2 separate regions of the Homo sapiens genome follow, and region 1 is linked to region 2. Evidence: chromatin loops called from intact Hi-C (ENCODE). Cell type or tissue: mammary epithelial cell. All regions are shown on one strand. Each heading gives the region's core, and the rest is flanking DNA. Links, peaks and the distances in the headings are about the cores only. Region 1 overlaps LINC02608 (long intergenic non-protein coding RNA 2608). Region 2 has its middle 100 kb from the start of MIR3122.

Region 1 (5,383 bases), core at 219-5,218, 81 kb after region 2:
CACATGCATGCATGCAAAAACAGACAGAAACATGCAACCAAAACATTGTGTACGTAATGGTGGGAGGGCAGAGAGACAAAGCGAAAAGAACCAAGTGGATTTAAACAAGAAACAAATATCTGGCTGGGCGCGGTGGCTCACGCCTGTAATCCCAGCACTTTGGGAGGCCGAGGCGGGTGGACCAACTGAAGTCGGGAGTTCGAGACCAGCCTGACCAACATGGAGAAACCCCACCTCTACTAAAAATACAAAATTAGCCAGGCGTGGTGGCACATGCCTGTAATCCCAGCTACTCAGGAGGCTGAGGCAGGAAAATCGCTTGAACTCAGGAGGCGGAGGTTGCGGTGAGCCGAGATTGTGCCATTGCAGTGCAGCCTGGGCAACAAGAGCGAAACTCCATCTCAAAAAAAGAAAGAAAAAGAAAGAAGGAAAAACAAATTTCCAAAAGAGGAAAGAGGGAGAGCATGGAGCTTGGAGCTGAAGATTCCAAGTCTAGATGGAGAGAATAATGTGAGTCTGTGTGTAGACACAGGACCGAGCTCCTAGGGTGCCAGTGGAGCTCCAGGCCTGTGCCCAGGAGAGAACTGGAGATGAGGCCAGCTCTAGTCTATGGCATTGTGCAATGCCAGTTGGTTGGGATGGTTCTACCCCCAATCTATACCAAATTAATTAATTCATCAACATTTATTGAGTGTCTACAAGTGACTGGCATTGTACAAGTCACAGAAATATAATGATGCTTAATAAATAGTTTTACCTTCAAAGAGTCTATGATCCAGTCTAGTTGGGGACAAAAAAGCAAAGAGATGATTACAGTATCCTGTGACTATGATAGAGATCTGCCTGGGGTGCTCAGAGGTAACAGAGGGGGGAGATTGAGCTCAGGACAGTGTCAAGGATGGTGGTACCTGAGTTATCTTGAAGAACACATAGAAAATAGATGGTAAAGAAGGTGGGAAAAAGGCAATCTTAGAGCTCAATCTGGGCAAAGGCATAAAAGAGAGTTCCCACCTCACTGGGAACTGTAAGCAGTGTTTAGTGACAGGGAGTGTTGAGAAATGATTTTGAAGATACAGGCAGAACCAAATTTGAATTTAAATGTCAGACCAAGGATGCAGTGGGAAGCATTGTTCAGATGAAAGGTTTTAAGCAAGGAAATACTAGTGTTAGCATTTAATCCTGAGTTGTAGTCATGGATATAGGGTGAGAAGATAGAACAGCTTTTATGGTAAATAAGTACAACACCCCTCCTCAATGTCTACCCTTTCTCCCAGCAAGCCTGCTATCTCCAACATTTCCTTTTCCTCATGCCCCTTGTACTACTCAACACATATCAAAAATGCTGGGAAAGTCAGCCTAATTCTACTTCCACTAAGGAACATCAGCAGGCCTGGTGTGGCACTTAAAACGGCCTCGAATTAACTCCAAAGTGCCCTCTAAAGTTACCCAGGAGACCGAGAAGTGATTTGTTAGGAAGATGCCATCCAAAGTCTTACAAATATCTTTTACCTGCCAGTCCAAAATCTCAGGAAAATGGTAGACTCCTGAGTCAGCATAGTCATAATTTTTTTTTTTTTTTGAGACAAGGTCTTGCTCTGTTGCCCAGGCTGGAGTGCAGTGGCATAATCACAGCTCACTGCAGCCTTGACCTCCTGAGCTCAGGTGATCCTCCCACCCTAGCCTCCTGAGTACCCAGGACTATAGGCATGTACCACCACACCTAGCTAATATTTTCATTCTTTGTAGAGATGGGTTCTCACCATATTGCCCAGGCTGATCTTGAACTCCTGGGCTCAAGCAATCCTCCTGCCTTAGCCTCCCAAATTGCTGGAATTACAGGCATGAGCTACCTCGCCAGGTCTCATAATCTTGATGTTAGCCCAGAACAATCTGTGACTAGGTAGGATGGATGGATGGATAGATAGATAGATAGATAGATAGATAGATAGATAGATAGATAGATAGATAGATCAGCCAGTACTAGTTTTGGCTTCACAATCATATCCTGCTACCAAATTTTCCTTTTCAACAGCTGCCGTCTTAAAGTTGTAAGAACTTTAACCTATTTATATCTGATTGGTTTTGCCTCTAAAGTGATTAAAATGCCCATTTGATTTCCAAGATGCTGTGGGTATTAGGGGCACAGGCTAGCTTTTCAAATGGGTTTGTCTCTTTCAAAACAGGAAGCAGCATTGTCCAAGTTCATTAAAAATCAGCATTGGAGAACACTTACTGAGTGCCTAATTATGTAATCAGATTTTGGCCTGGGGCTGGGAATAACATTTCAAAGAGAGAGGAAGAGTCTGGCTGAACCTGGTTGGATTTAAAAAAAAAAAAAAAAAAAGCAAGAGTGAAAGATCAAGCCAGCTGGGTCCCTATCCATGTATGCTGGTCTCTGTTAGTTCCATGTCCTTGAGCCAGGTGGCCAAGGTAACTAGACTTGGCATGTCCTACTTCCCCAGATCCAGAAATTAGCGATCCTTTCCCAGGGATAGTGTCAGACCCCTTTCAGGTGTGATTGTCATTGGGGCATCATGCCTAGTGGGAACAGACTAACTTTGAATAAAAAAATTTTGAGGCGGTAAGACATGTCTGTATTTTTCAAACTCAAATGAGTTGATACCCAGCCCAACTCATACTGCGGTTGGTGACAAGAACTGAATCACACCTCTCCTGACTTCCACCATGCTGTCTCCTTTTCTCCTTGCCAATTCACTATCACCTTGGAGCCACAAAAATGCAAAACAAACCTGAACCTTGTGTTGTGAGGTAAGCCCATGAGTCATGGTTGAACAGCAGTTTCTTTTTCTCCATGTTAGCTGTGTTTTTCCTTCACTGTGGCCCAAACAAGCATCAACTTGGTGACATCAATTCATCATGTTATGGAGTAGGCACTGTGTTTGGAGATGGTAGATTCTGCAATGACTCAGGTGGTAGGGTATTTTCTTCTGATAGAGTACCCAGGAGGGATTTATGAGTTCAGAAGGCAGTAGAGTAGGGCACCTGCTTTCATTCACTGTCAGGTGGTCAGCAAAAACTTCAAGCAGAAGAAAGAATTTCAAAACATGTTAAATGCCTGGGTGTGGGGAAAGCTCCCAGGGCAAGAGGAAGGCAACTCTCAGAATGAGCTGCCTGAGATTTGCAAGATAATTGATTGGCTGAGGCCTTGTGGCACCTTCTAAAATTGGGTGTGGCTGGAAATAGCTGTTGGGGGAACCATGGGAAAGACAGAGCTCTGCTTTGAGTTCCAGGACTGTCCTGCAGGGCAGGTGTCCACTATGCTCCTAATCTCTGCTCTGTCCTTAGCCACCACCTCCGCCCTTCTTTTTCCATATCAGCTGTACTCAGCCCTTTCAAGCTTATCTCAAACTTTTGCATAAAACTCCTTCTATCCCGTGATACTTTTTGTCCTTTACAGAGTATACCCAGATCTCCAGGGTCAAAACTCCTTTTTCCCTTCCAATTTTTCCAAATGTTCCCACTTGGTGGCCAAATGTTTTTTTGAGCAATTATCATGTGCTGTTGGGAAATTCACAAGTTATAAAACAGTCACTGTAGCCTGACCAGGGAGACATACAGGTGATAATATTAAACAATAATACAAAGTAGTATAGGATTACCTGACAAAAATATACAATGGGTGGGAAATGTCTCAGGAATTTAGAGGGTTAGGAGATTATACTGGGGCTGGAATCCACAGTGAGGGCCTCATGGAAAAGCAAAATTTCAGTCTAGCTGGTGAGTGAGTGGGGCTAGGAAGGCTTTAAGTAAGGCAAGTTTAGGGAACATATACTTGGAGAGACAGTTTTATGGTAGGGGATAATAAAAATAATGTTTAACAACTAAAGAGCACCTTATAATTTACAACTTTTCTCACACACACATACACACGCACACACAAACACAATTGAATTTAAGAGGGGCAAGATAAGCCAGATAACAGAACCTTCTGAATATCATCAAAGATCTGGAAGTTTCAGCAATGTTGTGGTCACCTACCTCCTGCCAAGCAATCTTGTATATCGTATCTCATTTAATTCAAGAAGTAGTCTTGTGAGGTAGATGTTGTTATCACCATTTTACATATGAGTAAATTAATGGTTAAGGAACTTCTCAAGATCACATAGTTAATAATAATAATAATAGCAATTACACATGGTAATCACTATATGCCAGACACTATTTAAGTATTCTTACAACAACTCTATAAAGTAAGAACTCTTGTTAACCCCATTTTTAGATGGGAAAAACTGAAGTGTGGAGATGTTAAAACACCTGCCTAAGGTATACAACTAAGAAATGTCAGAAACTAGCCACAAATGTGAGACATATACATAATTTTAAATGTTCTAGCAGCCACATTAAAAAATAAAAAGAAACAAGTAAAATTAATTTTAATAATACATTTTATTTAACCAAATATCTCCAAAGTATTTTAAAATTCATTTTTATGTTTTATGTTTTTAGAGACAGTCTTGCTCTGTCACCCAGGCTGAAGTGCAATGGTGCAATCATAGCTTATTGCAGCCTCAAACTCCTAGGCTCAAGGGATCCTCCCACCTCAGCCTCCTGAGTAGCTTGGACTACCATGCCCAGCCAAAATATTATTTCAACATATAATCCATATTAAAAATTATTAAATATATATTATATTCTTTTTAATGTGAAATCTCTGAATTGAGTATTTTTAAACATACAGCATATTTCAATTCAAATGCTAAATTTGCATCAGAAATATTTGATCTGTATATTTCACACACTTTATAGTTTTAAAAAATAGATTCACATACCCAAGTTATTCCAAACATACTTAAAAGTTTTCCAATAACTAAGTTGAGTACCAAAAATAATTTTCTTTTAACATTTACATCCATATTGTCAAATCTGGTTTCTTTATTTTTAGAAGAATTAACTTGACTTTAAAGCAAACTTATTATCAGTTTCAAATTATGTCTGTTTAATTCAGTAACTCTTGTGTCAACTCAGTATTATTAAAGTTGAATTCAAAGGGGTATTACATAAGTTGAAAATAAATGATACATTCATCAATTATATAATGTATTCATATTCTTAGTTTCACAACAAATTTGCATAATACTGTTTATTATAATGAAAATTTGCATGTTAATTTGTTAGAAGAATGTATAAGATTGTTATTGATTTGTATTACGAAAAATTTTAGTTTCAACATAGATTTTTGTACTTGTCTAGCTAGGTCATGGATAAGACTTTTCCTTTCCTCGAAGCTTCAAATTTAGCTCATTCATATGCTGTGTGATATCAATGAGAAAACAAAATCACACTGCTGTTTTTGGTCTTTTATTATTAAATATTTGGAAAGTATTCCTTTTGTTTCAAGAAAATTTTAAATGAGAATTAACAG
Region 2 (5,383 bases), core at 65-5,064:
CTGACATGCAAAAACTAGCTTCCATTTGTGTCACATTCCCCCTAGTTCATCAAGGGATTTTACATTTATGATTTTATTTGATCCTAACCACAACCCTTTGAGAGAGGCCCCAGTCTTCCCATTTTACAGATGAGATCATCAAGGCTCAATAAGATCAAAGGTTTTGCCCAAGGTCTCTCTCAGTTAATAGCAGCTGGAGCAGAAACCCAGACTTCTGGTTCCTCCGATTCTTTCTTGTTTGACACATTTAAGCCCTGACAGAAATATTCTCATACAAGAATAGTCACAAATAATACTGAAATGTGAAAAGAAAAATGAAAATCTGTCTATCTACTGGAAGTTTTATTCATGTGCTCTTAGCTACTATTTCTCCTTTTGAAATTTCATTTCTCAGCTCTTATCATGAATGCCAAGAAGAAACACAACAGACAGGCCCAAGGCACTACCTCTGGGCCTTAGTCAGATTTCATTCTCAACCCAACCCTGTGAAGTGAGTGACCGTCCCCATTTTATAACTAAGGACCCTGCAGGATCAGAGAGATCAAGCAACTTACTCAAGGAGATGTGACTAGTAAGTGGCCCGGGCAGGACTTGTACTGGATCCTTTTGGCCACAGAACTCAGGCACTTTCCAAGGTACTACAAAGCCTCCTCAGGCAGGAGGTGCTCAATAAACATCCTTGGCTTGCTCTAATCCATCAAAGGAGATTTGACCAACTTGGATGTTTAAGAGCCGTACCACCAGAGCAGATCAGGTTAGTACACACAGAGATGCATTTGCAGGTCATGCGTCAGACAGAAGACAGCTCACCTTCATCAGTCAAGCAGATTTGAACTCCCCCTTTCTAGAAAACCTTCCTGCTTGCTGGAATCTGCTTAGCTTTAGAACACTCTAGTTACCTCTCCCCTTTCCTAGCTTACCCTCCAAATGATCTTCCCTTGAGACATTTACTGAGCAGTCACAAAAGTATCTTCAGTCCATCCACATGACAATTGCTTAGGTGTTTGCAGGAGAGGAACCCATCTCAGGTTTTTGATCCACAGGAGGCAGGGTCCTGAGATGCCTCAGTCACTGCAGACAAGGCCCAAAGAAGCCCCGAATCCTCTGCACCCACCTCCCTCTCACCAAAAACCCTTTTCGGGGGAAGAGTGGAATCATCTTACACGAGAAGAACTTAATATCTCAAATGAAACAACAGCCAAGTTTCTCTTCTCCAGGAGAAAAGAGATTTCCAGACTCTGAGTTAAAAAAAAAAAAAAGAAGTCATTTTTTGGAGTTTCCTCTTTCCAATCTCTTTTACAACAGCTCTCTGAACTTTCAACTAGACTCACTGTCTTTTCTCATACTCACGCCCTTCATCCCATGTCCAGCCTCACTGTCTTCCTGTCTTCAGCTCTACTATTGGTGGTCTGGGCCCTGGCTGAGCACCACAACCTATACAGATCATGCTCAAGGCAGGAAGTCAAGGCTTCACTCTGTCACTACATTTCTTGCTGCTTAGCATTTGTGTATTTTCGACATATGTTTTTCCAGTCTCCCATTAAATTAGAATCACAGAATGTTAGGAATGGAAAGAACTTAAGAGCCCTTTAGTTCATGGAGCAGCTCCACAGCCTGTTCCCAAACACCTCTAGGGGCTTTGGCATTTGACCCAGAACTCCCCTCACATTACAGCAGCAGTTCCCAGCGGGTAGGAGCTTTCCCTTGTACTTCTGCCTCATTGCCTCCACAACTGACGCAAGGATCTCCAAAATCAGGGTTCAGTGTTGTTGACAAGGGGAGCAGAATTTTCTAGCTCCAAGCACCCTCAAAGGTCCTCTTTGTTTTGCCAACAGTCCTGCAGGTACAGGCATAGCTGCTTTGCCCCACTTTGGTGGTGCTGAGGAATGGCAGGCATGACTACTCTAAGGCTGAGGTCAAGCCACCCATCCTGCCTCTGATCCCTGTCCCCCATGCCACCACCCCAGCCTGGTGCCCTCTCTACCCTAGACTAAGCTGTCTCTATTCTGTGAGCATGAGAGGAGGAACTGTAGTATAGGATAGTGTAGTGTAAAGACTCTTCTATATCCCTTCCTGGGCAAGTCTTGCCCCCACATGTTCCAGCCTGGGAATCTCAGCACGGCATTTGTGTTCACTGCTGGCTTGGGTTGGGAACCGTAATCACACCCTGATGAGGATTAATAAGCTTCCTGGGCCTGTTGGGTGACTGTGCCTCAGAAACTGTCCAATCCAGAGCTGGGTCTATCCCCATAGCACAGCATGCTTTGCTATGAGTCAGAGCTTTGCAAATGCTGAAATTACCACCACCATGTTCCTAGGGATGACACATACTCCCAAATGCCATCACTATATATTTTCTTCCACAGTAAGCCTTATAGCTGGTCTGCAGGTTGGCTTAAATTTTGGTTAAGTTTCTTTTTGTCTCAGTTCTCAATTATTCCTGCTAGGGGAAGCAGTGGTCATTTGGATAATCCAAAAGGATGGATTATCTAAAAATAATTTGAATTTATCTCTGGAATGTGTTAGGTGATTTATTTGTTTTAAGCACAGCAGTTACCTTTCTAATGATACTTAATCAGGGTAATGTGAAAGAAATAGCATTCCATCACCACAGATGAGTTAGATAGGCAGTTCTGGAGGTTGGGGAGAGAGGAGCAAGTGAGGCAGGGTTACGAAACAACGTGGTCAACATCCACACTGGCCAGAGATACCCACACTCAGTCCCTACATGTATAGAGGATTACACAGGCTCTGTGATTTTGCTCCCAGGGGTACATTCACACATCTTGCCATCTTCCCATTGGCTAGAGAGGTCTTCCATCCTGAGAATGAGAGAGGGCAAATCAGGCGGACAATGAAGTGCCTTCTGTGTCCAGAAAGTTGAGAGTGGTCCTTAAAGTAAAAAAAGGGTGGAATTTAATGTTCCTTTTCCAACAAGTATGGGAAGTCCCCCTTGAGAGATAGTGTAGGTTTTTGGGAGCCCATGGATGGCCAGCTCCCTGTTGCCCTCGCTAGGATCTTAGAACTCCTTTCTCTGGGTATCAGGACACAAGAAGACTCCAGTGAGCAGAGAATGGGACAGCGACAGTGTGAAATATATAGATTTTAGACCAGAAGAAAAGGATTGCCTCTTGTTGGCTATGGGATCTTGGGCAAATTTCTGAATTGCTCTGACCCTTACTGCACCCGTCTGAAAAAACGTAAACAACAACAACAGTAAGAGTAGCTACCATACAGATGAGTGGTTGCTATGATCTGAATGTTTATGTCCCCGCAAAATTCCTATGTTGAAATTCTAACCCCTAAGGTGATGATATTAGGAGGTAGAACGTTTGGGGAGGTGATTGGGTCATGAGAACAGCACCCTTATGAATACAATCAGTGCCCTTACACAATAGGTCCAAGGGAGCTTGTTCATCCCAACCACCATGTGAGGGTACAAGTAGAAAGTGCCATTTATGAACCAGAAAGCAGTCACCAGACACTGAGTCTGCCAGTGTCTTGATCTTGGACTTCTCAGACTTCAGAACAGTGAGAAATACATTTCTGCTATTTATAAGCTAACCAGCCTCTGGTATTTTGTTATATCAGCACAAATGGACTAAGATAGTGGCAGCTAAATAATATTTGTGAAAGTATTTTGGAAGCTCTAATGTCCTGTTCAATTGTTAGTTATTACCATAACCTGTGACTGGCCCTATAAAACCCAATCACAGTCCTGAAAATGGAACTCAAAGGGCACGCCCTCCCTAAGGTGAAGGCAGCGTTTGAAGGACTGTATGTTCTCAGCACCTAAGGGGTATATTCAGGTGTGTACTTAATCATTTCTATTCTGATTCTGACGAAGATAAAGATAGCACAAGAACCCAGAGGAAGACTGACTGCCTACCTGCATGGAGTCCTTTCTCATTTTCTTAACATTTGGTTGAATTTGTTAATGATTCTAGATCACAGCCTCTTCAGATATTGGCCTCTTCAGAAATGCTTGGCAGTGGAATTGCCATCTACCTTGAATGCCAGGTTGGAATCTGCCCAGACTCTCAATAAGAGAGCACTTCCAAACACTCTGCCCAGGCTCCCTTATCTAAGATCCTCTCTTCAAAAAGTGGGTAGAAGGTGGGGAGATGGGGGAGGCAGGGAGTGGGGAAGGGTAGTGGTGGGGCGTTTGCCACTGCTGAACTTCAACTTTCCCGCTTGACTATCTTCTTCTCCCACAGAGAAGAAAGAAAGAATTGCGACTGAAGTTTCAAGATACCCTAAGTTTTCCTTCTCTAGTCTGTAGCCTCCTTCTTGTCTCTCAGTTTGCCCCCTTCTTTCTTTTCACCATTGCTCACACCCTTGGCTTTCCTGTTTCTGTTTTTTTTTTTTTTTTTTTTTTTTTTTGTCCTTAGATCTTAAACCACCGGGCCTCTGGATCAAATGGCAGACTCCTTTAGAGGAAAATGGGATATTTGTTCTGGGACCAGAGAGGTAACCTGCAGGCTCTAATAGTTGCTGAGGAAAAGGAGCAACATGTTCACCTGGATGATTCCAAATGGCCTACTCTGGTTTAAGGTTAGGTATGGTTATTCCAAAAGTCTTCACAGACTTCTGTTCCTAACCCATTCAAACCCAAAAGAACTCTAATTCTACATGTAGCCATCAGCTATGTCTTAGTCTATTGGGCTGTTATAACGAACTGTCATAGTCCGAGTGGCTTATAAATAACAGAAATTTATTTCTCACCCTTCTGGGAAGTCCAAGATCACGACATGTGGGAGAATCAGTGTCTGGTGAGGGCCTGCTTCCTGGTTCATAGATGGCCATGCTTACATGGCAGAGGGCCAAGGGATCTCTCAGGGTCTCTCTTCTAAGGGCACTAATCCCATCAGTGAGGTCGCTACCATCATGACCTAATAATCTCCCAAAGACCCCACCTCCTAATACTATCACACTGGGGATTAGGTTTCACCATATGAATGTTCTGGGGGACACAAACATTCAGACCGTATCAAGCTGCAGTTAGTTCTTTACCTCAGGATCTTTAATTATCCTTCAATTACCCATCTGCCACCTCCCACACCTTCAACTGCTTCCTACTTTTCATTGTGATTAAGTTTCAAATTGTCTCCAGTGGACATAGTATTTCTAAAAATAGAATTCTTAAGCAATAAGGATGTAGTAAATCAGGAATCTTCAGAAGGTGCATATTCTGTCTGAGGTCAGGTTCTCTAGAGGCAGAGTCTAATGCAGGGATCATTGTGCAGGTGACTTTGAGGAGGAGTGCTCTAGAAGAAACCTGAAAGGTTTCTACGGCTTTAACACTCATCTTAAATAACTGTCCTAGTCACCCTCTAACACTCGCCCTATCTTTTTTTTTTTTTGTCCGAATCTTGCTCTGTTG

The links. Hi-C counts contacts between places; a loop is a spot of excess contacts. Peaks named below come from ENCODE experiments on the same cell type or tissue, not always from the same donor. Only the 100,000 strongest peaks of a DNase experiment are listed, where the experiment ranks them.
Region 1: it touches region 2 in a loop (2.0-fold over the local background); 3 of 110 quality-filtered maps call a loop at or near these places.

The regions. Positions count from the first base shown.
Region 1 is chr1:212,258,348-212,263,730 of GRCh38, forward strand. All of the region lies in intron 1 of LINC02608 (long intergenic non-protein coding RNA 2608), which reads right to left. Among named protein-coding and RNA genes, the nearest start is that of LINC02608, 24 kb to the right of the region's middle. RefSeq lists an enhancer at 1,152-1,321. In mammary epithelial cell, for the core only: no CTCF peak of the experiment used is centred there; a DNase peak (open chromatin) is centred at 2,774; H3K27ac peaks cover 1,277 bases.
Region 2 is chr1:212,177,628-212,183,010 of GRCh38, forward strand. No RefSeq gene overlaps it. Among named protein-coding and RNA genes, the nearest start is that of MIR3122, 100 kb to the left of the region's middle. In mammary epithelial cell, for the core only: no CTCF peak of the experiment used is centred there; a DNase peak (open chromatin) is centred at 2,214; H3K27ac peaks cover 1,621 bases.